2 separate regions of the Homo sapiens genome follow, and region 2 is linked to region 1. The links are chromatin loops, found by intact Hi-C in ENCODE. Cell type or tissue: PC-3. All regions are shown on one strand. Region 1 overlaps SKAP1 (src kinase associated phosphoprotein 1). Region 2 has its middle 5.1 kb from the start of HOXB-AS1.

The links. Hi-C counts contacts between places; a loop is a spot of excess contacts. Peaks named below come from ENCODE experiments on the same cell type or tissue, not always from the same donor. Only the 100,000 strongest peaks of a DNase experiment are listed, where the experiment ranks them.
Region 2: a loop joins it to region 1, with 2.9 times the contacts of the local background. A loop is called at or near these places in 4 of 110 quality-filtered maps.

Annotation. Positions count from the first base shown.
Region 1 is chr17:48,426,469-48,428,968 of GRCh38, reverse strand. The region is part of intron 1 of SKAP1 (src kinase associated phosphoprotein 1); the gene reads left to right. Among named protein-coding and RNA genes, the nearest start is that of SKAP1, 2.5 kb to the left of the region's middle. In PC-3, no CTCF peak of the experiment used is centred here; no DNase peak of the experiment used is centred here.
Region 2 is chr17:48,537,970-48,540,469 of GRCh38, reverse strand. No RefSeq gene overlaps it. Among named protein-coding and RNA genes, the nearest start is that of HOXB-AS1, 5.1 kb to the left of the region's middle. In PC-3, no CTCF peak of the experiment used is centred here; a DNase peak (open chromatin) is centred at 1,119.

The DNA of each region.
Region 1 (2,500 bases):
TATTTCCATTCTGGATTGCTTCTATGTAAAAGCTGTCAGCTAGATATTTCTTTTGAGGTGAGGTTTCCAAAATCCGTTTTACTTACGATCAGAATAAATCTAAATTTTGGGGGTAGAAAACTATTTGCAGGGTAAAAGAGAATTATCTGGGTGTCTAAGAAGAAACAATCCAGCCTTTCCCTCTGTTGTTGGTTTAATATTAGGCTTGTGAAGGAAGGCTGTAATTGTCTTTGGTTTCTAGGAAAGAAGGGACTGTGGCAAAAAGTTTAACTCTGCCCTTGCATTGAAATATATAAACTGATTCTTTTTATTGGTATCTGTCATTTGATGAGAGGAAACCTATTTTATAAGCTTATTAAACTATACTTCAGTTTTGTGTCTAGGCTTGGTAGAAAATTCCTTTTTATTTTCAGAGGCTTGCAATGAAATCCATTCCTTCAGCATTTTTGATGTGCAGTTCTTCATTGTTCAAAACTGACACTTTGGTAAACAACTCATTTCTGCACCTGCCACCTTCCTTTAGCTTAGATTATTTTCTTGTTAGCTGACTGTTTTTAATTGAAGTCTTCAGATCTCCTTCTAAAGCAGAACCTTTGTTTGCTGACAAGTAGAGCGGGGTATGAATGGAGATTAATTGCATGTCGCATACTTCTGTATCAAGCTTGCTGTATCTTAACAATCTCTGTTGGTGCTCAGGTCTTTAAAATATATGGAGGAGTCTGAAACCAAATTATAAGGAGCTTCGTTGGTTAATGTATTTCTTTAAGGCTTTTTTTTTTAAGTTTGCAATTAGAACTTGAATCTGAAGTAGAGAAAAAAATGTAAAGTGTGATTCATCCAGTAATTCTATTGAAAAATGTTTGAAGATATGTTTTTTAAAGGTTCCTGTAATAATAATAGCAATATATTGGTTACAAGTTTTATTTCTTTTGGAACACAGTCGCTGGTGTAGACCAGGAGGATTATTCATTGTGTTACAAATAATCTGTCCATATTAGAAACCCAAAATGGCCATCAATTTGTTGTTTGTTGCTATTTGTCTCCCCCACCACACACTTTTTAAGGTTAACTGTTGACAATTAGAAAAAATGGAGGTCCTGATCTCTATATAGTCACTCTGTGGGAGGGAGTCACAGGATGTGAGGGCTGCAACTCTAGTGCTGCCACATGGCTGTGGGGGTGGGGTTTCCACAATGAATTACTACTTTCATAAACCAAGGCATAAGCATTTGCACAGTGATTTAACACTGGACATCACAGCCATAACTTAAGCATTTATTTATTTATAACTACACAAGCATAAATGACAGGGGCATTTTTTGACATAATGTGTGTGCTTTTAAGAATAAAATATGTAAAGCATTGTGAAAGGTAGATAACAAAATTTTGCATAATGAAGAGAACAGAAATTCCCAAGGCCTAAAATTAATTTTGTTTAAATATAAAATTTGAGACACTTGGAAATGTTTCACTCGACCTAGAAACCTCACTTCTAAAAATCTGTCACTGAAGTGAAAGGTCATGAAGTAGTATATGCACGAAGATCTATGCTAAATGTTAATAAGTTGGGAGACTCAGGGTGATGGTTGAATGAATTATGGGACATTTGTCTCATGGAATACTTCACAGCCACTAAAAGAGTATTCTGTGGATCTATATATAGGCTTGGAAAGTGTCCATGGCATATTTTTAAGACTAAAAGGCAAAATGCATGATAGTACATGTAATATCCCATTTTTGCTTGAAAACCAAAAGACAAAACAAGAAAAGCCACATATGTTATAAATATTTGTGTAAGCCTAGGAATAAGTAAAAAAGAATATATACCAGACTGTTAACATTGGCTTCCTTGAGAGAAGACTGAGAGTTTGGAGGAGGGGAGGTTATTAATTTTTATTTCATACATCTTTGTGTTGTTTGAATTGTGACAATGACCATGCATTACTTCTGTAAACAGGAAAAAATAAACAGTAAGGGTATTTAAAAGAAAAAGGAACAAAAGACAAATAGAAACTCAGAGAGGTCAGAGTGCTAACGGACCATTTACTATGCTTGTGATCATGTTTTTCTCTTTTTAGCCCTGAGGGGTATGGAAGGTGGAGAAATTAAAAAAAAAAAACACGCTATCTTGGATTTTTGGCAAATATCAAAACAGTGTGAGGTTTCTAGAGTAACTCAGGAAATAGCTTCTTTAGATAGACTCTGTCAAGCTCTCATATAGAAATAGTAACTAGTCCCCTATCAACAAATAAATACCTCATAGATAAGTAAAATGGAGGGTGCTTTCTGCTTTATTGAAAGAGGAGGAAATATTCAGGTCTGTTTTCAAATAATGGGGCTTCAGATGTAGAAGTTATCTTTTTGTTTTTGTTCTGTGATAACCACACCGAAAACAAAAACAATGAAGTGCTGGCAGTTTGCATAATCTTTGCTCCACAGATATAAACATAATCAGTCTCTTCTTCCTGGTCTTTCTAGCCCTGCTTTTGAAGTCAGAAGC
Region 2 (2,500 bases), 110 kb before region 1:
AAAATGAGAGCACCCTTCCTCAATGCCAAAAAAATGCAGAGTTGGCTCTGCAGGAGAGAATTCCTATCCCCCATCATGGTCTGCAGCACTCAAGGGCCTCCGATGCACCAGTTCTCTGCAGCCTGGCTGCTCCATGGACCAGCAGCATCAGCACTACCTATGAGCTACTTAGAAATACAGAATCTTAGGCCCCTGAATCAGACCTACTGAATCAGAATTTGCAGTTTAGCAGCTCCCCAAGTGATTTATGTACACTTAAAAGTTTGAGAAGTACTGCTAGATCACAGTGCCACCTTGCTTTCTGCCTTCCTCCATGCTTCAGAATTTTTGACTCACTTTACCTGGCCCCTGCCTTCCAATTCTCCCAACCCAAACCAGTAGCTCAAATGGCAGGGAATCTTTGTTCCTGCCTGGGCCTGCATCAGTCCTGATTCCTTCCTGCCAAAGTAGTGGTGAGCCAACCAAAGGCTCAATGTACCTGTTTAGATTCAGGTACTTTGGATATCCTAGGGGTGAGAGGTCTTAGTCCAGGTGTTGTCTTTGGCTGATTATTGGAGAGGAGTTGAAACTCTTTTTACAGGAAACACAAAAGCGTTGCTGGCTGTCTTCTTTCCAAATTTATGAAACTCACCGTCTCTGATGATACCACGGCAGCACAAAGAGGCAATGAATTTGCAGAAGGAAGTGACTCCCATCTTCAATTTCCCTACCCAATTCAGATTCAAGGGAATGCCTGGCAATTTGGGATTCATAAAGGATTGCAATTCAGGATCCCTGTGTTCCGAATTAACTTCTTTTCCTTCTTTCATCTCTTGGGTCATCCTTTTTAGCTTGAGTTTTCCCAGTTGGCCATGGAGGAGTAAGGGGAAGAGGGGGTGGTTCCCAGATAGGGCAGCAGACCCCAGTGGTGGTGGCAGATTAGAGGGCAGCTCCAAGTGGCCGCACTCACTTATTCCATCCTGATTGGGGCAGGGTTCCTCTTGGGTCAGGACCAATTGTGAGTGGTCTGTAGCACAGAGTGGTTATAAATTCCCTGTGGTTGGAGTGGGAAGGTTTCAGTGCAGCCCGGAAAGCTGCTCGTCAGTCTGCCCTGCTCTTAGTGAATCATTCTTTTAAGAGGCATGTCCCATTAATATTACAGTGAAAGCAAAGGACCATTAGACTGAGGAATTACTCGCAATCATGGTAACCCTGAGTCATTAAAAAAAAAAAAAGTTAACTTATGCCTGAGCAAGTCTATTCCCCTTTCTGGACCTCAGTTTCTCTATCTGTGAAATAAATGTAAGAATTAAATGCCTCTAATGTACTCTACATTAATATATGCATATTCTTTAGTATATATTATTTAGTCTTCACAAACAATGTATTAACTGTTTATTATGGCCGATGTCTTGTGCTGTTAAGTAACTCTTGGTGTTTGACAGTGACCTACCTCACGTGAATCTGGTGGGGCCATTTTAACAAATTTTCTTTTATTTTTTGAGATAGGGTCTCACTTTGTCACCCAGGCTGGAATGGAGTGGTGCAGTCACAGCTCACCACAGCCTCAACCTCCTGGGCTCAAGTGGTCCTCCCATGTCAGCCATCCGAGTAACTAGGAGTACAGGTGCGAGCCACTAAGTTTGGCTAATTTTTTTTTTTTTTTTTTTTTTTTTTTTTTTACAGAGTCTCGCTCTTGTCGCCCAGGCTGGAGTGCAATGGCGTGATCTCGGCTCACTTCAACCTCTGCCTTCTGGGTTAAAGCAATTCTCCTGCTTCAGCTTCCTGAGTAGCTTGGATTACAGGCGCCCGCCATCATGCCCGGTTAATTTTTGTAGTTTTAGTAGAGACAGGGTTTCGCCATGTTGGCCAGGCTGGCCTCAAACTGCTGACCTCAGGTGATCTGCCCGCCTTGGCCTTCCAAAGTGCTGGGATTACAGGCATGAGCTACCGCAGCTGGCTGGCTATTTATTTATTTATTTATTTATTTTTGAGACGGAGGCTTACTCTGTTGTCCAGGCTGAAGTGCAGTGGCAGGATCTCGGCTCACTTCAACCTCCACCTTCTGGGTTCAAGTGATTCTCCTGTCTCAGCCTCCCAAGTAGCTGGGACCTCAGGTACCTGCCACCACGCCTGGCTAATTTTTATATTTTTAGTAAAGATGAGGTTTCACCATGTTGGCCAGGCTGGCCTCGAACTCCTGACCTCAAGTGATCCGTCCGCCTCGGCCTCCCAAAGTGCTGGGATTACAGGTGTGAGCCACCTCCCCTGGCCTTTTATTTATTTTATTTATTTATTTTTTACGGCTAGTTTTAAAATATTCTGTGGAGATGATATCTCACTGTATTGCCCAGGTTGGTCTTGAACTCCTGAGCTCAAGTGATCCTCCTGCCTCAGCCTCCCAAAGTGCTAGGATTACAGGCGTGAGCCACTGTGCCTGGTCAATACATTTTAATTAGTATCTTTACACCAATAATCATGCATTTATCTTTATTTAAATGAGTAGAGAGCAAAATCTTTT